Linked DNA regions of Homo sapiens: all the other regions are linked to region 1. Evidence: read pairs that join two places in POLR2A ChIA-PET (ENCODE). Cell type or tissue: MCF 10A. All regions are shown on one strand. Each heading gives the region's core, and the rest is flanking DNA. Links, peaks and the distances in the headings are about the cores only. Region 1 overlaps SLC7A8 (solute carrier family 7 member 8). Region 2 overlaps RNF212B (ring finger protein 212B). Region 3 overlaps LOC105370406 (a long non-coding RNA gene).

Region 1 (7,071 bases), core at 2,018-4,517:
GGAGATGGGAGTCTCACTATGTTGCCCAGGCTGGTCTCAAACTTCTGGCCTCAAGCATTCCTTCTGCCTTGACCTCCCAGATTGTTTGGATTACAGGCCTGAGCCACTGTGCCCAACCCTGGATGCTTCTTCATGAAAATGTAGAAACTTAGAGAAAGTGGTCAGGAGATTACCAATGACTCCAATCCTGTATTTCCAAAGCCCAATTTACCATGTCCTTTCCTTTTAAATAACTTTGCCTTTTACAAAAGGAGCATTCAGAACGGCACTTAAACCCTCATTTGGACTCGTAGTTTCCGGGGTCTCGGAAGCCCTGGACCTGAAATTCCCTGCTCCCTTTATCCCAATTTATCCAATATGTTGGGTTCACTGGAGACAAGACAGAGTTGGTGTCATTGCCACAGGGAGGGGTGAGAGGTGGGCCAGGGCAGGCCAGGGGCTGCTGGGCCCCTGACTTGTCTCACTGAGCGGCCTCCTGTTGCTTGTGTCCACAGGAGAGTACTTCTGGCTGGAGCCAAAGAATGCATTTGAGAATTTCCAGGAACCTGACATCGGCCTCGTCGCACTGGCTTTCCTTCAGGGCTCCTTTGCCTATGGAGGCTGGAACTTTCTGAATTACGTGACTGAGGAGCTTGTTGATCCCTACAAGTGAGTTGAAAGAGCCTGGCTATTCCCTCTCCCTTGAAGGGCCACAGCACCTGCTGCTGGAAAGAGGGAGCAGGTGTCCATTGCCCACCTCGCCTTCCAAAGCCCCATTCTAACTGTGATTTGATCTATCCTGAAGTCGTAGTTCATTTCCCAGGCACTTAAACCATTTGCCGTTCACCCCACCAGGAGGAGGAAAGGATCCAGTGACTTTCCCAGAGCAGATTAGAAGCTGAAAACTGTCCTGCAGTAACACTACTGCCTTAGAGAATGAATTGTGCCCTGAGAGGCTTCTGGGAATCTTGCTTGTTTCAGGACAGGCCGGTCTTGGTGTCTTGAGGCAGGGGGAAAAGGTGCATTGTGGAGATTCAGGTCAAGATCAACAGGTGTGGAGCGTATTTCCAACCTGAGTTGTTTTATTGCCTTCATTTTTTTAACTTATTTTTTCTTTTGTTTTGTTTTGTTTTTAGACAGGGTCTCACCCTGTCACCCAGGCTGGAGTCCAGCAGTGCAGTCATAGCTCACTGCAGCCTCAGTCTTCTGGGCTCAAGCAATCCTCCCACCTCAGCCTCCTAAGTATCTGGGACTACAGGCACATGCCACCATGCCCAGTTAATTTTTTAATTTGTAAAGAAGAGGCCTTGCTATGTTGCCAGGGCTGGCCTCGAACTCCTGGGCTCAAACAATCCTCCCTCCTTGGCCTCACAAAGGGCTGGGATAATAGGTGTGAACCACCACGCTCAGCCTCATTTCCTTTAAATTATCCTGCCCATATTGAGACAAAGCCCACCTCCCAGGGAAAGGAAGCCTCACAGAAGGCTGTAAGGCTACACGCATGCAGAAAGACAGAAGACACCCCCTGGACTCCATGGCAAGGCGGGTGTCCCGGGTGCCAGCCCTTCCCCTCACCTCCTCTCCCTCTACAGGAACCTTCCCAGAGCCATCTTCATCTCCATCCCACTGGTCACATTTGTGTATGTCTTTGCCAATGTCGCTTATGTCACTGCAATGTCCCCCCAGGAGCTGCTGGCATCCAACGCCGTCGCTGTGGTAAGAAATGAAAGTCCCAGAGTCTCATACCAGGAATGCAGACATAGACTTGCCTGCTGTAGCCCCACTCACTTTTCCCTGATCCATGGCCTTGTGGAAGTGGAAATCACCCCCAAGTTCTCAGGGCAGAAACCACATATGTCATTGGCTGGGGTATCTTTAAGTGCCCAGGAGCAAACAGGTGGCTGGGTTGTACCTAGAACAGCTACAATGGCAGAACCGAGTCATTGCCACAGAGACCGCGTGGCCTGAGAAGCTATAAGACATTTACTATCTGGCCCTTTACAGAAAAAGTTTGCCAACTCCTAGTCTCGGGCACTTAAAGCTCTAAATGTGAGAGTGGTATGAAGCAGACAGGCCCCTCCTCAGAAAGACATAATCTTGCACAAGACATGCCTTTTCTCTCTGCCTTCTCCTCCAGAAGCAGAAGTCAGGTGTGCTCTTTGGGGAAAGAGACCATGCTGGTGCAAGGGGTTGGGATCCTTCACATCTAAGAAGGACCTGGGAGGCACCTTGCTCCCTCACCTGGCATCAGGCTGGGCCACCACCCAGCCTGCCAGTCTCTTCACTGGCCTTATCTCAAAAGACTGTAAAGAAAGAGGTCCTCCCATCTCCTGGGGCAGCCTGTTCTTATGACCAACAGCCTTCTATTCTGAACAATCTCTCCTTGGTAATGTGCTGTAAACCTGGCTCAGGGAATATAGAAAAGGCTGGTCTCCTGCATTGTATAGTCCTTAAATACATGAAGATTCATCTATAGCTTCACAGCCTTTTCTTTCTCAGACTAAGGAGGGGCTCATTCCTATTATTTTACCCCCAACTCATCTGTTTTGATGAATTGAGAAATTCTCACCCTGTGATTCTGGATTAATCCCTATTTTGCAGTTGGAGACAGAGGCTCAAAAATCATAAACTTTGCTCAAGGTCTCACAGCTCCTAGCTGGAGGGCAAGGATTTGAGCCTGGATCTGCCTGACAGATCTGCCTGACAAGCCTGTGCCCTTCCCTGTGCTGGAGAAATCATATAATGTATGTAAGGCCTGGATCACACCACCTGGCTTCCAATGCTGGCCCCTCCACTCGCTGGGTGTGTAATCTTAGGCAAGCTACTTAATCACTATGTGACTCAGTTCCTCACCCATAAAACAAGATTAGTAAGTGTTAGTTCATTATTATTATTACCAGTGTGTACTACCTCCTTCAGTTAATTAGCCTAAAACATGCATTAACCACCCTGTGTAGGGGTCCACCCTTGAGAGGGTGGGGGCAATTAAGAAGCTTGGCGAGAGAGAATTAGCAAGGGTGGAGATAGGAGAAACGGTTTCCCAGAGTGAAGTGGGAGCTGAGGGGTCGGGGAGTGGTGACCTCTCCTTTGCTTATCTCCTTGGTTCCTCTCCCAGACTTTTGGAGAGAAGCTCCTAGGAGTCATGGCCTGGATCATGCCCATTTCTGTTGCCCTGTCCACATTTGGAGGAGTTAATGGGTCTCTCTTCACCTCCTCTCGGTGAGTGCTGCCTGGGCCCTTCCCCGGCCAGGGGCCACTCTGCTGTGCACTTTGCTATTTGTATATGGTGGGCTTGTCTCTGTCAGCAGGGGTCTGTGTGGGCATCTGGATGTTGGGCTTGCAGAGGGGTGACTGCTCACATGAGGGCGTGTGTGTCAGTGTGGATGCTGAGGAGTGTGTGCTGCTCACGTGGTCACCTGCGATGTGTGTGGCATACGGGTCCTAGGTGCTTCACATGTAGTGGCCTGTCTCATTTCAAAAGGAGCAGAAGACAGAGGAGGCCGCCAGCCTGCCTGACGCCGCCCCCAGTCAGTGGCTGTGGTTGGCAGCAAGGCAGTATCTTGGCTGCAGTCCTGTACCTGTAAACAGGCTGCTGCTGGCTAGAAAAGAACCCCATTTGGAAAGGGACCAAGAGGGAGACTTGTGCCTGGGGCCTCTGGGTCTGGCCTCCCATGAATGTTCTGGAACTAGCCTGCAGGTGGGATGGCTTCACCCTGATTGCCCCAAGAATGCAGAGCTCCTCCCTGCTCAACAGAGAGGTGGCTGTAGAGGCCTTTTTGAGGCCACCCATGAGACTCAGGTGGAGAATGTGAAGTGAGAGGGTGGGGAAAAGTGGAAAGCAAACATTTGTCCAAAGAAAGAGCCTTTTATCCGTGACCCCCACCCCAGAGCACTCTCAGAAGCCAGAAGTGCGAGCGGGTCCACGAGTCCCAGGTCCTGCCTCCATGCATCCAGGGACCCGGCCCTTTCTTTTGCTGTCTTCAGAAGGGGCTGTTGAGGCTAGCAGATGTTGAATGACTTCCATTTGTGTGGTTCAAGGGATCCTCCCAGGTTCTTAGAAAGCACCCCCTGCCCTCAGAAAGTACAGTCCTGCTCCAAAGATGAGTCCGTGAGTTCAGCTGCTTCCAAAGCCGTCACATCAGGAAGAGTTCCTGTGAAATAACAAGGGAGTGCAATGTTTTTAGGACCCAGGGCTGGAAAGAGGTGGTGTGGGTGTCCCCTGTACCCCGGGACCCTGTGACGCTCACCCACAGCAACCTCGTGTGCATGTTACACAGGAGCAGTGGCCACACGGAGGCCCCGCCGAGGCCAAGCGGTGGAGGAACAGTGACCCGTGAGGCTCCCTGAGATCTATTGGAGGAGAGTGACTGGCTACAGTCACTTTAGAGTGGGGTTTGTCCCTCAGGCAGGCCTAGCAGCGGTCTGCGTGCATGTGGTCTAGTCGTGTGTGCATGCAGGAAACGGTGGCGCATGGTGTGCTCCACCTCCGATTCAGAGGCCAGACCTCACCCACCCAGGCCTCCCCTGCTCATCTTTCCAGTTCCTTCTTCCTTCCTTCTCCTTCCCTCCTTCTTTATCTCTCTGTCACTCCTTTGTGTTCTCGGGTAGGGAGAGGATGATCCTTCCTGAAGAGTCAGAGTGTGTGGATGTGTGTTATGCTTAATGTCATCGTCTCCTCCGTTATCGGCTAGCTGGGCAAGGACTGTCTCTTGTGAACCTGACACTTGCAAATGCTGTTGGATCTGGACAATTACACTTGGTCTTGTCTGCATGTGGAGGGGGGACGTGAGTGCAGGACCCTGGCTATGTGCACGATGAGCCCCACAGAGCACCTGGTGCATGAGACTGCCCTGTAGAGGGGCAGTAGCATGGGAGAGGGGACAGGGATGTGTATGGCTGCATGAAACTAGTGACACCGGCCTAGGGAGTTCATGATGGTTACTGCTTATGGGTACTTGGGGATACAGTCAGCTCCCACACTTCTGATTAGCTGCTGCTGTTCGCTTCAGTCTACTCCATACACAAATTACAAAGTAAATGACTATTCTCCTCTGAACTCCCAGTGTGCTGAATATGTGCCTTTTTGTTCCTATCAAGCTGTACCCTGCCTGTCATCCCTTAGGTGGGCCTTTCCCCAGAAAAAAGAAAAAAGTGGTCCAATTTGCACTGACATGTAAATTACTGTTGACAGCTTCTAATATTCACTTTTCTCTTAGGAGAGTAAAAGGGAAGGAGGGCTGATTTTTATGTTCAAGTTTCATATTCATATGTATATAATAGATGTACATATTTTCAAGCTACAGATGATGTTTCAATACATTGATATAATGTGTAAAAATCAAATCAGAGTAATTGAGATATCCCATCTCCTTCAATATTGTCTTTTCTTTATGCTAGGAACATTCAAATTATTCTCTTAAAATTTTTCTTTTTTTTTTAAGGCAGAGTCTCGCTCTGTCGCCCAGGCTGGAGTGCAGTGGCGCAATCTTGGCTCACTGCACACTCTGCCTCCCGGGTTCACGCCATTCTCCTGCCTCAGCTTCCCGAGTAGCTGGGACTACAGGCGCCTGCCACCACGCCTGGCTAATTTGTTGTATTTTTAGTAGAGACGGGGTTTCACCATGTTAGCCAGGACGGTCTTGATCTCCTGACCTCGTGATCCGCCCGCCTCAGCCTCCCAAAGTGCTGGAATTACAGGCGTGAGCCACCGCACCTGGCCTAAAACTTTTCTTTTTAAAAATAACTTTTATGTCCAGGCGCAGTGGCTCACACCTATAATCCCCAGCACTTTGGGAGGCTGAGGCGGGCGGATCACAAGGTCAGGAGTTTGAGACCAGCCTAGCCAATATAATGAAACCCCACCTCTACTAAAAAAAATACAAAAATTAGCTGAGCGTGGTGGCAGGTGCCTGTACTCCCAGCTACCCAGGAGGCTGAGGCAGAAGAATCACTTGAACCCAGGAGGCGGAGGTTGCAGTGAGCCGAGATCGTGACACTGCACTCCAGCCTGGGCAACAGAGCAAGACTCTGTCTCAATAAAAATAAAAAATATTAAAAAAATAATAACTTTTAGGGCTGGGCGTGGTGGCTCACGCCTGTAATCCCGGTGCTTTGGGAAGGCAAGGTGGAAGGATTGCTTGAGCCCAGTAGTTCCAGACCAGCCTGGGCAACAAGGCAAGACCTTGTCACTACAAAAAATTAGCAAAGAAAAATAAGTAAAAAATAAAATTGATTTAAACATCAATATCCTAGTTGTGATATTATAATATAATTGTGTAGCATGTTACCAATGGAGGAAACTGGGCAAAAGATACATAGGATCTCTCCTTATTATTTCTTACAACTGTACTTGGTTGTAAGATTCACTGAATGCAAATCTACAATTATCTCAAAATAAAAAGTTTCATTTTTTAAGTTAACTGAGCACGGTGATATGTACATGTAGTCCCAGCTGCTCAGGAGGCTGAGACTAGAGGATCACTGGAGCCCAGGAATTGGAGGCTGCAGTGAGCTATAATCACGCCACTCTACTCCAGCCTGGGTGACAGAGCAAGACCCCATCTCTAAAAATTGGAAAAATAAAAAGTTTAATTTTTTAAGTTAAAAAATCTTTATTCTGATTATAAATATTCCATCTATTTTAGAATTTTATTCATTTTTTCCTTTTCCTTATCTTTTCTTTTTTTTTTTTTTTTTTTTTTTGGAGACAGGGTCTCACTTTGTCACCCAGGCTGGAGTGCAGTGGTGCAAATACAGCTCACTGCAGCCTCAACCTCCCAGGCTCAAGTGATCCTCCCACCTCAGCCCCCTCAGTAGCTGGAACTACAGGCACGCTCTACCACGCCTGGCTAATTTTTGTATTTTTTGTAGAGACAGGGTTTCACCATGTTGCCCAGGCTGCATTTTGCGATTTTTAAAATTTTTTCTCTAATGTATAAGGAAGAAAATTAAAATTAACCATAATTTCACCACCCAGAGACAATCAGTTAGCATTTTAATAAATAGGCCCATAAATAATCTTAAAATTAATTGGCATTTGGGTGTGGTGGTGCACACCTGTAGTCCCAGCTACTTGGAAGACTGAGACAGGAG
Region 2 (7,071 bases), core at 2,718-5,217, 110 kb before region 1:
CTCCCTAAAATGTATAAAACCAAACTGTACTCTGACCACCTTGGGCACATGTCGTCTGAACCTTCTGAGGCGCATGTCCTCAATCTTGGCAAAATAAACTTTCTAAATTAACTGAGACTTGTCTCAGATTTTCCGGGTTTACAGTAGCTTATCACAGTCTAGTAGAAGAGACATTCTGACACATGAACTAATAAGTAAAACACTAGGTTATACGCAGAACACAAGTACTTACAAGATATAGAGATAATGATTAAGAGGTAATTATTAATTCAGTCTTTTTTTTTTTTTTTGAGACAGAGTCTCGCTCTGTCACCCAGGCTGGAGTGCAGTGGCACATTCTAGGCTCACTGCAACCTCTGCCTCCCAGGTTCAAGCAATTCTCATGCCTCAGCCTCCCAAGCAGCTGGCATTACAGGCACGCGCCACCATGACACCTGGCTAATTTTTTGTATTTTTAGTAGAGACAGGGTTTTACCATATTGGCCAGGCTGATCTTGAACCCCTGACCTCAAGTGATCCACCCCCTCAGCCTCCAAAAGTGCTGGGATTAGAGGCGTGAGCCACCACGGCTGGCCTAACTTAGTTTTTAAAGTGTAGAAATCAGGCATTTCAGGTATAAAGGTATGAAAGTATATGGTCTGTAAAAGAACTGCAAAGAACTGAATCTGCCTAATAGATTAGGTAATAAATAACCTTACGTAATAACTTGTGTTTGTACATGAGAGGTGAGATGGTAGTTGTGATTGAAATTGGAGAGGTTAGGAGGAACCAGAACGTTAAGGTAACTATGTATCACTCTGAGCAGTCTGAAACTTAAGTGATAGGAAGCCACCAAAGGATTTTGAAAAGGCAGTTACTTGTTCAGATTTGTAATTGAAATAGATTATCGTGACGGTTCAGAGGGAACAGATTTGAGGAAAAAAGAACCCTAAAAATGCTTTCTTAGCAAAAGCAATTGGAGAATTGTTAGTAAGATGTCTGAAGTACCCACTCTGGATGAGAGCCACAGCAGCCCACCAGGCAGAGGGTTATGTTTTGGGTTGCACAGTTTGTATGATCAAAGGAATACTACCTCACACTGGCCTAAGGTTCCTCAATCCCCTGCTCAGTAGTGATGAAGAATTCAACTACACTGTTTCAGAAGTCCTAAATACTGAAAGCTTTTCCTTTTTAGGTAAAATAATATCAAACTAAATACAACTTTTCTTCAAAAGCACCATTGAGTATCTCTTTTTAATTTTTTATTTTTACACAAGCTGGAGTATGGTGGTGCAATCATGGCTCACTGCAGCCTCAACCTCTTGGGATCAAGCAATTCTCCCACCTCAGCCTCCTGAGTAGCTGGACTACAGGTGTGTGCCACCATGCCCAGCTAATTTTTAAATTTTTTGTAGTGAAGGGGTTTCACTATGTTGCCCAAGCTAGTCTCAAACCCCTGGCCTCAAGCAATCCTCCCACCTTGGCCTCCAAAGTGGTATGAACCACTGCGCCTGGCCCACTGAGTACCTCAGTTGTTCAAATTCTTAATTCAGCTGAGGGATGGAGAAGCTCTGGTCTATTGATGAGATCAAATCTTGACCTGATTTTATTCCAACAGTATATGTAGCAATTATGTATGTATATATTAGTAAAAACATATGACTTCAAAAATCTTTTAAAAACCATAAAATAGACCAAGGGTCAGCAAACAACTGACCATAACCAGCTGTCTGTTTTTGTAAATAAGTTTTATTGGAACATAATTACACACATTTGCTTACATGCTGTCTGTGGCTGCTTACATGCTGTCTATGGCTGCTTCCATGCTACAACAGCAGAGTTGGGTAGCAGCATCGGAAATTGTATGGCCTGCAAAGCTTAAAATATTTACTGGCCTGCTGTGGTCTGAATATTTGTGTCCCACAAAAATTCATTTGTTGACACTCAACTCCCAATGCAATAGTATTAAGAGATGGAGGCTTTAGGAGGTGATTATGTCATGAAGGCTTTGCTCTTGTGAATGGGATTAGTGTCCTTATAAAAAGAGGCTTGGGGGCCGGGCGTGATGGCTCATGCCCATAATCTCAGCACTTTGGGAGGCTGAGGTGGGCGGATCACGAGGTCAGGAATTCGAGACTAGCCTGACCAACACGGTGAAACCCCATCTCTATTAAAAATACAAAAATTAGCCAGGTGTGGTGGCGCATGCCCGTAATCCCAGCTACTCAGGAGGTGGAGGCAGGATAATTGCTTGAACCCGGGAGGCGGAGATTGCAGTGAGCCGAGATCGTGCCACTGCACTCCAGTCTGGGCGACAGAGCAAGACTCTGTCTCAAAAAAAAAAAAAAAAAAAGAGGCTTGGGGTTGGGCGTGGTGGCTCATGCCTGTAATTGCAGCACTTTGGGAGGCTGAGGCGGGCAGATTGCGTGAGCCCAGGGGTTCGAGACCTGGGCAACATGGTAAAACCCTGTATCTATTAAAAAAAAAAAAACACAAAAACTAGCCAGGTGTGGTGACATGTGCTTGTAGTCCCAGCTACCTGGGAGGGTGAGGTGAGAGGATCGCCTGAGCTCAAGAGGGCAAGGCTGCAGGGAGCCATGATTGCACCACTGGCCACAACCACACCACTGCACTCCAGCCTTTGTGACAGAGTGAGACCCTGTCTCAAAAAACTAAATAAAAAGAGGCTTGAAGGAGCCTGTTTGCCACTTTTGCCATGTGAGGATGCAGCAAGAAGGCATTATCTTGGAAGCAAAGAGTAAGCCCTCCCCCGACACTGAATCTGTTAGTGCCTTGATGTTGAACTTCCCAGCCTCCAGAACTGTTAAAATTAAATTTCTGTTATTTAGAAATTGCCCAGTCTAAGGTATTTTATTATAGCAGCCCAGACAGACTAAAAGAGCTGCTAAGGATGTAAAATGGTACAGCCACTTGGGAAAACAGTCTGGCAGTTCCTAAAAAAGTTAAATATAGAGTTACCATTTGACCCAGAAATTCCACTCGTAGGTATATACCCAAGAGGAATAAAAATATATGTCCATGTAAAAACTTGTACATAAATGTTCCATAGCAATATTACTTATAATAGCCCCAAAGTAGGAACAACCCAAATGTCTATTGACTAATGAATGGATAAGTAAAATGTATATCCATTTATATAATAGATTATTATTTGGCCATAAAATGGAATGAAATACTAATAAAGTCCTAACAGAGATGCTACAACATGGATGAAACTTGAGAGCATTATACTTAGTGAATGCAGCAAGTCACAAAAGACCATACATTATATGATTCCATATTTATGAAATGCCCTGAACAGGAAAAACCATAGCAACAGAAAGTAAATTAGTGATCGCCTGGGGATGGGGAGGGTGGGAAGGGTTTGGGAAGTGCCTGCCGATAAGTACAGAGCTTCTTTCTGGGGTGATGAAAATGTTTGAAAATTAGGCAGTAGTGTTTGCACAATTCTGTGGATGTATTAAAAACCACTGAATTGCATACTTTAAAAGGGTAAATTTTATGGTATGTAAATTACATCTCAATAAAGCTGTTATTAAAAAAGAAGGTGATTGCATGAAAACTAGTGGACCTAAAAAAAAAAGTAGATGGGGTGTTTATACTTCCCCTTGAAAACAATTTTTTTTTTTTTTGAGATGGAGTTTTGCTCGTGTTGCCCAGGCTGGAGTGCAATGGTGCGATCTTGGCTCACCGCAGTCTCCACCTCCCAGGTTCAAGTGATTCTCCTGCCTCAGCCTCCCGAGTAGCTGGGATTAAAGGCACGTGCCACCACACCTGGCTAATTTTTTATTTTTAGTAGAGACGGGGTTTCTCCATGTTGGTCAGGCTGGTCTCGAACCCCGGACCTCAGGTGATCCACCCACCGTGGCCTTCAAAAGTGCTGGGATTACAGGCGTGAGCCACCACACCCGGCCAACAATTTTTTAAAATACAAACTTCTTTTCACTTATATGATCTTCAACTATTTTTAAGTGGGTTTGTGATCACTCATAACCTTTCATGACTTTTCCACATTATTCTTTAAACTAATAAAGTACAGTTTTCAGATTGGGCATGGTGGCTCACACCTGTAATCCTGGCACTTTGGTAGGGCAAGGTGGGAGGACTGCTTGAGGCCAGGAGTTTGAGAACAGCCTGGGCAATATAGCAAGACTGTCTCTGTTTTTTGTTTGTTTTTTTTTAAAGTACTTTACAGTTTTTAAAATATTTCCATAAACATTGTCTCATTGGATCTTTACAAGAAGTAGGATAAGTATTATTATTTCATATTACATGTGAGGAAGTATGACTGGTTCAAAGAAATAAAGCTATAAGTTAGCAGGCCGAGTTGGTCATTAGATTTCTACATCAACAGTTTTCCCAGTATTATCACTTTACTGTATTTCATATACATTAAAGGAAAACTTCAATAGGGAAGATTAGTTCATTAATTCTTTCATAAATTATTTATTGAATCCTTCTATGCTCCTGGTACTATGTTAGGAGCTGACATATAAGATGAGTAAGATTGAAATTGCCCTGCCCCCAGGAGAATCGCTTGAACCCTGGAGGCAGAGGTTGCAGTGAGCTGAGATCTTGCCACTGCACTCCAGCCTGGGTGACAGACAAAAGCAAGACTCCATCTCAAAAAAAAAAAAAGAAAAGAAAACTTACAGACTTACAGATCTATATGAGGTTCTCCAGTCCCTCAGAAAGATTATCTTGAGGTGAGTAAAGAATTCAAAACAGTCAGCTTGATCAACTATTAGCACAAAGTACAGCAGAAAAATGGCCTTAAGTCTTTGTAGAGATTGGAGAACATAAAAACATAAATAGATATTTACAACAACATTCCATTCATTCATTCATTCAATGACAACGTCTTGAGCGTCCACTACTTATTAAGGACTATTAAAAGAGAACAATAAGCAAAACCAACCAAATCTGTTTTCATGGAGCTTATATTCCAGTGCAGGATTCAGACAACAAATATATAACATAATGTTAGAGAAAAGAACTACAATGCAAAAAAAAGCATGGTAAGGAGTAGAAAATGTTGGGGCTACTATTTGAAATATGAGAGTCACTAAAGGACTGACTGAAGAAGAATGTTTTGAGCAGAAGCCTGAATGAAACAATCTAGGTATTGGATCAGTTACTCAGCTTCACAAATTAGGAAAACACATTTTCAGACTTTGCTGACTTCACCAAATTGGCCCTTCACTAAAGTGATGATTAACTGACCCTTTCCATTTCTTTTATCTTGATACTTGACCATGTGTAATTGGTCCCATGATCAGGCAGGTTAGGATTCAGACTACATATGATTTCTCTACTGATCATTAACTATGCCTAGGTTTATTTATTAACTAAAGGTCTGCTCTTTCTCTTGTTCCTATGACCTTGTTTACATTTCTCCTTGAGTCTCAGCTGGATTTTAATATACTTATAATGTTAAATATAGTGTATGTCAAATATGATGGCTCAACCAAGCAGCTAAAGACAGCAAGCAGCAAGCCTTAATTCCCCTTACTCCATCTCTAGAGTGAGGATTGAGAGGCAGGACACTGAAGAAAAATTAAATCTTCAACCAGAAAATGACTAAGGATCATCTTGAGGTTTAGAAAAGGGGTATTTTCAAAAGAATAAGAAGTAAGAGTATAGAAAGGGAACAGTGATAAAAACCTCAAGAAATATGCCAAGATAGGAATTCCATGAGGCTATAGAATAATCTAAGAGAAATGGGGAGTAGAAGGAAAAAAACCAAAGTTTTTACAACTTGGGAACTCTCTCAAATGGTTGTCCTGCCTTCTCTCTACCTTCTTCTACATTCCTGTTGCTCCTGATCAAGTCAATTGTATGCCAACATATGACACATCAAGAAAAGATATTTCCTAAAATTCAAGCAACCAGTTATGAACACTAAATGAAGAGGTAAGTATTACTAAAAAGGTTATTGAAAAGTGAGAATGGGAAACAAGAAATACTCTCGTAAACTTAGTGCTATAAACTACTGGTTGCAAGTTAAACCATCAAACCTATTGTTTGCAGGGCCAGGCCTATATACTCAAAGCAATTTTTAGAAGGTGCATCTATCTGCTGAGAAAAATGATAAAGCTCCCTAAAACAACCTTTAGTCGTAGAAATTAATTAATACAACTAGGAAATACAAGGCAAGATGTTAGCTACTTAGTGACTTTTACAGCCTATCACAGATTCTGGGTCAATAAAAAGTTAACTGATTGAAATTTGTATCATCAAGGAAGAAAGCAAAGAAAGCAGTCAATTTCCCTCCATTGTGTACAAATGCAGTTTAAAGAAAACCTTTGATAAAGGAATAAGATGCAATTAGAATTTGCCTGGAGAGTCAGATTTTCTTCACTTTTGTTTCTCATACCTGAGAGATGTGACTAAAATACTGCAAAGCTGTCTCCACAGGACTTTTGAAAAACATCTTCTCCTGAGGCTTCAGCTACGAAGAGAGCAATACACACTGTGAGAATATCCACAATTGAATAAAATAAAATACTGACTAACATGACAAAAGATGTACCACCTTTTCTAATGTACCTGACATTATCTCCACTGTGTGTAAAAGGGAGATCTCCACTCTTCTAGATGTACATTATATGTCCAATTCTCCTTACCTTGTGCTTCTGTAACAGTGGTCACAAATAATGCTTCCATCTGTTGTTTATACTTTTTTTTTTTCTTTGAGACAGAGTTTTGCTGTTGTCACCCAGGCTGGAGTGCAGTGGTGTGATCTAGGCTCATTGCAACCCTCGCCTTTTGGGTTCAAGTGATTCTTCTGCCTCAGCCTCCTGAGTAGCTGGGATTACAGGTGCCTACCAACACACCCAGCTAATTTTTGTATTTTTAGTAGAGACGAGGGTTTCCTCATGTTGGCCAGGCTGGTCTCGAACTCCTGACCTCAGGTGATCCACCCGCATCAGCCTCCCAAAGTGCTGGGATTACAGGTGTGAGCCTCCTCAGCTGGCCTGTTATTTATACTCTTTTTACAAACTTCTATCTGCAAGTTTGTTTCTTTGCTTGCTTGCTTGCTTGCTTGCTTGCTTTTTTTTTTTTTTTTTT
Region 3 (7,071 bases), core at 2,314-4,813, 73 kb before region 1:
GTGGCTCCTTTAAAATCCTTGTTAGATAAGGCTAACATCTATGTAACACTGAAATGTTAGTGCCTGTTGACTGTTGGGGTTTTTTCCATTTAAACTGAGATTTTCCTGGTTCTTGTATGATGAGTGCTTTTTGATTATATACTAAGCATTTTGAGTATTATTTTGTGAGGCTGAATCATTTTCTCTCTCTGCCTCTCTTTCTCTCTCTCTACCTCTCTTCCTCACTTCTTCTCTCTCTTTCTTTCTTCATTTGGCATGCAGTCACCCTGTTTAGGTAGAGCACACAGTTCCTAAAAGTGGTAAATGTTCAGCTCCCCACTGGGTCCCACTGACACCTTTCCAGGAAAAGCTGAGCACTGACTCCCACCACCTTCTTGCTGCCGAGTCGGGGTGGAAGTTTAGCTCTCTGCAGTGATTTGCTGATACCCAGAGGGACAGGAGAATGTGGATGAATTGTCTCAATACTTCTTCTTTCCGCCTCATGACTCCTGGTGGAATTTTTATTGGAAATGCATTGAATCTATAGATCAAATTGGGAAAAATTGACTTCTTAACAATATTGAGTCTTCCATCTCATGAACAAAGTATATCTCTTCATTTATTTAGGTCTTCTTTAATTTCTCTCAGTAACGTTTTATAATTTTTTTTTTTTTTAAGACGGAGTCTTACTCTGTCGCCCAGGCTGGAGTGCAGTGGTGCGATCTCGGCTCACTGCAAGCTCCGCCTCACGGGTTCACGCCATTCTCCTGCCTCAGCCTCCCGAGTAGCTGGGACTACAGGCGCCTGCCACCACGCCCGGCTAATTTTTTGTATTTTTTAGTAGAGACGGGGTTTCACTGTGTTAGCCAGGATGGTCTCGATCTCCTGACCTTGTGATATGCCCACCTCGGCCTCCCAAAGTGCTGGGATTACAGGCATAACCCACCATGCCCGGCCTGTGTTATAATTTTTAGTGTACAGGTCTTTTACATGTTTTATCAGATTTATCCCTAATAATTTTATATTTGCTGATATTATCATAAATGATAATGTCTGAAATCTACTATTAGGCTGGCAAAAAAGAAATTACTTCAAAAAATTGTAAAAAGAAATAAAGTAAATAATTTTAGAAAAATAAACAAAAACTAAAAAGTGGTATTGTCTTTTAGAATTTAAATTTCTGGCTGGGCATGGTGAATCACACCTGTAATCCCAGCACTTTGGGAAGCTGAGGTGGGAGGGGACCACCCTGGGCAACATAGCAAGACTCCATCTCTATTAAATTAAAAAATAAAGGAGAATAGTGTGAACCCAGGAGGCGGAGCTTGCAGTGAGCCGAGACTGCGCCACTGCACTCCAGCCTGGGCCTGGGCGACAGAGCGAGACTCTGTCTCAAAAATAAATAAATAAATAAAATAAAATAAAATTTAAAAATAAAAAATAAAGTTTAAATTTCTGATTGCTTATTGTGTAGAAGTACAACTGATTTTTCTGTTATTGATCTTGTATTCTACAAACTTTTCAAACCCCATTATTATAGAGCTTTTTCACAGATTCCATTTGATTTTCTAGATAGATAATCATGCCGTCTGTGAGTAAAAACACTTTTAAGTTTTACTTCTTAAGCAGTAGAGCTCAAAAAAAGAAAAACAGTTTTCCTTCTTCCTTTCCAGTTTGTATACCTTTATTTTTTCTTGCCTAACTGCAGTGGCCATAGCCATCGGCATAATGTTGAAGAGAAGTGGTGAAGGCAGACATCCTTGTGTTAGTCTTGATCATAGGGAAAAAGCATTCAGTATTTCACCATTATGTATAAGGCTGGCTACAATTTTCTCCTAAGTGCCCTTTCAAGGATGTTCCCTTCTATTTCTAATTTGTTGAGATTTTTTTAAAGTCAGGATTGGATATTGGATTGTGTTAAATGCTTTTGCTGTATCTGTTAATATAATTTTTCTTTTTTGGTCAGGCACGGTGGCTCATGCCTGTAATCCCAGCACTTTGGGAGGCTGAGGAGGGCAGATAACTTGAGGTCAGGACTTCAAGACCAGCCTGGCCAACATGGCAAAACCCTGTCTCTACTAAAAATAGTACAAAAAAATTAGCCAGGTATGGTGGCATGTGCCTGTAGTCCTCGCTACTTGGGAGACTGAGGCGAGAGAAATGCTTGAATCCTGGAGGCAGAGGTTTCAGTGAGCCAAGTTTGCACCACTGCACTCCAGCTTGGGTGACAGTGGGAGACTCTGTCTCAAAAATAATAATACTAATTTTTATTTTTTAAGTGTGTCTCTATGGTGAATTACATTGTTTTTGAATGTTAAATCAATTATGTGTTCCTGGGATAAATTTGTTCATGACGTATTATCCTTTTTATGCATTGTTTGATTTTATTTGCTGCATTTATGTTCGTGAGAGGAACTGGTCTTTAGTTTTCTGGTACGATCTTTGTATGATTTTGGTATCTGAATAATGCTGACCTCTAAGAATCATTGGGGAACTATTCCTTTCTCTTTAACTTTTGGGGAGTATTTGTGTAGAATTGGCATTATTTTTTTCTTAAATGTTTGGTAGAACTTACCAGTGAAGCCATCTAAGCCTGGAGTTTTCTTTGTGGGAAGATTTTTAGCTACAAATTCAATTATATTAATAGGTATAGAGATATTTAGGTTATCTATTCATCTTGCCTGTGTTTTAGTAGTTTATGTCTTTCAAGGAGTTCGTCCATTTTTATCTAAGTTGTTCAATTTGTTGCTTTTTCTTTCTTTTTTTTTTTGAGACAGAGTCTCACTCTGTTGCCCAGGCTGGAGGGCAGTGGTGCAATCTCAGCTCACCACAACTTTCACCTCCCAGATTCAAGCAATTCTCCTGCCTCAGCCTCCCAGGTAGCTGGGATTACAGGCGTACGCCATCACGACCAGCTAATTTTTTTATTTTCAGTAGAGACGGGGTTTCACTATGTTGGCCAGTCTGGTCTCGAAGTCCTGACCTCGTGATCTGTCCACCTTGGCCTCCCAAAGTGAATTTGTTGCTTTAACACTGTTTATAACATTATCTTATTCATTATCTTTTTGTAAAATAGCTTTTTATTTTGGAATAATTTTAGATTTACAGGAAAGTTTGCAAAGGTAGTACAGAGAGTTCCTGGATATCCTTCACCCAGTTTCAGTTTTCCCTAATGTTATCATCCTACATTTCTTTTTTTTTTTTTTTTTTTGAGACAGAGTCTCACACTGTCACCTGGACTGGAGGGCAATGGCGTGATCCTGGCTCACTGCAACCTCCACCTCCTGGGCTCATGCAATTCTCCTGCCTCAGCCTCCTGAGTAGCTGGGATTACAGGCTCACACCACCACACCCAGCTAATTTTTTGCATTTTTAGTAGAGACGGGGTTTCACTATGTTGGCAAGACTGGTCTCAAACTCCTGACCTCGTGATCCACCCGCCTCAGCCTCCCAAAGTTCTGGGATTATAGGCGTGAGCCACCACGCCCACCCCATCCTACATTTCTATGTGATATTTGTCAAAACTGAGAAACCAACATTGGCACATTATAATTAACTAAACTCCAGACTTTGTTCAAATCTCATTTTCCTACTAATATCCTTTCTCTGTTCTACAGTCCAAGCCTATATACCGCACTGCGTTTCATTGTCATGTCTCATTAGCATTCTCTGGTCAGAGACGGTTTCTCAATCTTTCATTGTGTTTCATGAGCTTGACGGTTTTAAGGAAAATGGGTCATGTGTTTTGTAGAATGTCCCTCAGTTTGGGCTTGTCTGATGCTTGTATCATGATTCAACTTAGTCATAGGGGTATTTGTTTATTTTGTTTGTTCGTGTTTTGAGACAGTCTCACTCTATTGCCCAGGCGGAGTGCAGTGGTGCAATCTTGGCTCCCTGCAACCTCCACCTTCCAGGTTCAAGCAATTTTCCTGCCTCAGCCTCCCCAGTAGCTGGGATTACAGGCACACACATCATGCCAGCTAATTTTTGTATTTTTAACAGAGACAGGGTTTCATCATGTTGGCCAGGCTGGTCTCAAACTCCTGGCTTCAAGTGATCAGCCCACCTCGGCCTCCCAAAGTGCTGTGATTACAGGTTTGAGTCACCTCACTGGGCCAGTCATAGATGTTTTAAAAGAATCACAGAGGCAAAGTGCCCTGTCATCATGTTGTATCAGGGGTACATGATATCCATATATCTAACTGATGATATTAATTTTGAGTTGTTGTTTAAGAGAGTGGTTGCCAGGTTTCTCCACTGTAAAGTTACTATTTTTCCCTTTCCATCTATTCTTTGAAAGAGAGTCCCTCAATCCAGCCTACCCTCAAAGTGGTTAAGCATTACCTCCTGCAAGAAAAAGTATCTACATATATTATTTAAAATTTGGAAGTCAAAGTATTCTGTAAAGATTTGTTTCCACTCCACCATTTAGTCTTTTAGTCAATCATTTGTTTATATCAGTATGGAGGCATGTATATTTTATACATTGGATATCTAATATTAGATACTTTTACACATTTTATACATTGGATTATAATCTAATACTGTCAGAGGTGTGTGAACCAGAGCAACTCCATCTTAAATAGGAGCTGGGTAAAATGAGGCTGAAACCTACTGAGCTGCATTCCCAGATGGTTAAGGCATTCTAAGTCACAGGATGAGATAGGTCAGCACAAAATACAGGTCATAAAGACCTTGCTGGTAAAACAGGTTGCGGTAAAGGAACCGGCCAAAACCCACCAAAACCAAAATGGCTACGAGAGTGACCTCTGGTCGTCCTTACTGCTACACTCCCACCAGCACCATGACAGTTTACAAATGCCATGGCAACGTCAGGAAGTTATCTTATATGGTCTAAAAAGGGGAGGCATGAATAATCCACCCCTTGTTTAGCATATCATCAATACATAACCATAAACATGGGCAACCAGGCCGGGCACGGTGGCTCACGCCTGTAATCCCAGCACTCTGGGAGGCCAAGGCGGGCGGATCACGAGGTCAGGAGATCGAGACCATCCCGGCTAACACGATGAAACCCCGTCTCTACTAAAAATACAAAAAATTAGCCAGGCGTAGTGGCGGGCACCTGTAGTCCCAACTACTCAGGGGGCTGAGTCAGGAGAATGGCGTGAACCTGGGAGGCAGAGCTTGCAGTGACCTGAGATCGCGCCATTGCACTCCAGCCTGGGCGACAGAGTGAGACTCCGTCTCAAAAAAAAAAAAAAAAAAACGGCAACCAGCAGCCCTTGGGACTGCTCTGTCTGTGAAGTAGCCATTCTTTTATTCCTTTACTTTCTTAATAAACTTGCTTTCACTTTGCACTGCAGACTCACCCTGAGTTCTTTCTTGAGTGAGATCCAAGAACTCTCTCTTGGGGTCTGGGTCTGGGCCCCTTTCCTGTAACAATACTGTGCTACTTATTTTGTTGCTCAAATTATTCCAGCTTTGGCCATGGAAGAGCACTTTCAGATTGACTCCTATGTCATTTTTTTTAGAGATAGGATCTCACTCTGTCACCCATTCTAGAGTGCAGTGTGATCATAGCTCATTGCAGTCTTGAACTCCTGGGCTCAAGTTATTCTCCAGCTCCAATCTTCCAGGTAGCTAGAACTACAGGCACACACCATCACTCTGGACTAATTTATGTATTTATTTATTTTTGGAGGGACAGGGTCTCAAACTCCTGGCCTCCAGTGATCTTCTCGTCCAATGTGCTGGAATTACAAGTGTGAGCCACCACATCCGGCTGACTCCTAAGTCTTTTGAAATGTGCCACACTCATCTCGTGCTTTCCTTGACCCAGCTCTAAAAGCCATTTCTCCAAGGAGCCCAGGTTGCCCTTATTGTGAAAGGAAATAAATCTTGGGGCCCCCAAATCACTAAGCTAAAGGGAATAGTCAAGCTGGGAACTGCTTAGGGCAAACCTGCCTCCCATTCTCTTCAAAGTCACCCCTGTACTCACTGATATAGATGCATATCTGATTGCCTCCTTTGGAAAGGCTAACAGAAACTCAAAAGAATGCAATGTCTCATTTATCTGTGACCTGGAAGCCCCCTCTCCGCTTAGAGTCTGCCTACCTTTGCTTCAAGTTGTCCCACCTTTCCAGACTGAACCAATGTTATTCTTACATATATTGATTGATGTCTCATGTCTTCCTAAAATGTATAAAACTAAGCTGTACCCCGACCACCTTGGGCACATGTTGTCAGGACTTCCTGAGGCTGTGTCATGGAGGGGCGTGTTCTCAACCTTGGCAAAATAAACTTTCTAAATTAACTGAGACCTGTCTCAAATTTTCAGGATTCGCATTTTGGTAACCATGGGAGGATTCTGAGTGGAGTTGCCCCCGACCTTTGACAAATCTCCTATCTGTGCTTGGTACCAGCATGAGCTAACTCTATGGCTCAAACTAATAGGACAATTTGCTGAGGTCTGAAAATACCCTCTACAGAGAATGCCTGATCTCCCCAAATTTGGTGGAGATCTAAAGTTTATTTTGCTGTACAACTCTTCTTTTTGTTTTTTGTAGTTTTACTTGCTTCCAACAGGAAGGCAAGTTTTCCTCCTTCCATGACGATGAAAGGCAGGTAACTCCTTTATGGAATTTGAGCTGGCTTCCAACAGGGAAGATGAGGTTTTTTTTCCTGCCTCTAGAATAGTAGAGAGCAGTCTACAGCCTGAGACCCATCACTAGGTAAGAAACTGGTTTGGGATTCTGTCTTGCCAATTCCTTTTAAATGACTAAAGTTAGCATTTACCAGCCAGCTGGTGTTAATTCCTACTTACACTTAGAACACTCAGAAATCGTATGTTGTGTGATCATTGTTAGTTTCGCTTAACTCTTGTTGTTGGCTGTACTTCTGAAATAGCAGCATTTTGTCCTAGCTGAAATATGGTAATAAGATTTAAAGAAAAAAAATTTTAAGCAGCTCAATGGTTAAAAATCAGCTTAATTAAAAGGATAACACACCCAAGATGTGTGTGTGTATGTGTGCATGTTTGTATTTGAAAGGCCTTCATGTTTTTGTTTGTTGTTGTTGTTTTTCTCTTCTAAGACCTTGTCTTTTTTTTTTTAACGAAAGTTTGTTTTT

What was found. ChIA-PET counts read pairs that join two places held together with the same protein. Peaks named below come from ENCODE experiments on the same cell type or tissue, not always from the same donor. Only the 100,000 strongest peaks of a DNase experiment are listed, where the experiment ranks them.
Region 2: POLR2A ChIA-PET joins it to region 1 with 5 read pairs; 6 of 35 experiments call an interaction of 5 or more read pairs at or near these places.
Region 3: POLR2A ChIA-PET joins it to region 1 with 7 read pairs; 2 of 35 experiments call an interaction of 5 or more read pairs at or near these places.

The regions. Positions count from the first base shown.
Region 1 is chr14:23,134,048-23,141,118 of GRCh38, reverse strand. It overlaps SLC7A8 (solute carrier family 7 member 8), which reads left to right. Exons shown (of 11, transcript NM_012244.4): 5 at 495-648; 6 at 1,572-1,695; 7 at 3,095-3,198. Among named protein-coding and RNA genes, the nearest start is that of CEBPE, 18 kb to the right of the region's middle. RefSeq lists a silencer at 3,225-3,519. In MCF 10A, for the core only: no CTCF peak of the experiment used is centred there; a DNase peak (open chromatin) is centred at 3,548.
Region 2 is chr14:23,243,702-23,250,772 of GRCh38, reverse strand. It overlaps RNF212B (ring finger protein 212B), which reads right to left. Exons shown (of 15, transcript NM_001282322.3): 4 at 6,377-6,451. Among named protein-coding and RNA genes, the nearest start is that of RNF212B, 9.3 kb to the right of the region's middle. In MCF 10A, for the core only: no CTCF peak of the experiment used is centred there; no DNase peak of the experiment used is centred there.
Region 3 is chr14:23,206,896-23,213,966 of GRCh38, reverse strand. LOC105370406 (a long non-coding RNA gene) reads left to right here. Exons shown (of 4, transcript XR_943606.3): 2 at 6,510-6,674. It also overlaps a transcript of RNF212B not described here. Among named protein-coding and RNA genes, the nearest start is that of SLC7A8, 27 kb to the right of the region's middle. RefSeq lists an enhancer at 6,966-7,071. In MCF 10A, for the core only: no CTCF peak of the experiment used is centred there; a DNase peak (open chromatin) is centred at 3,716.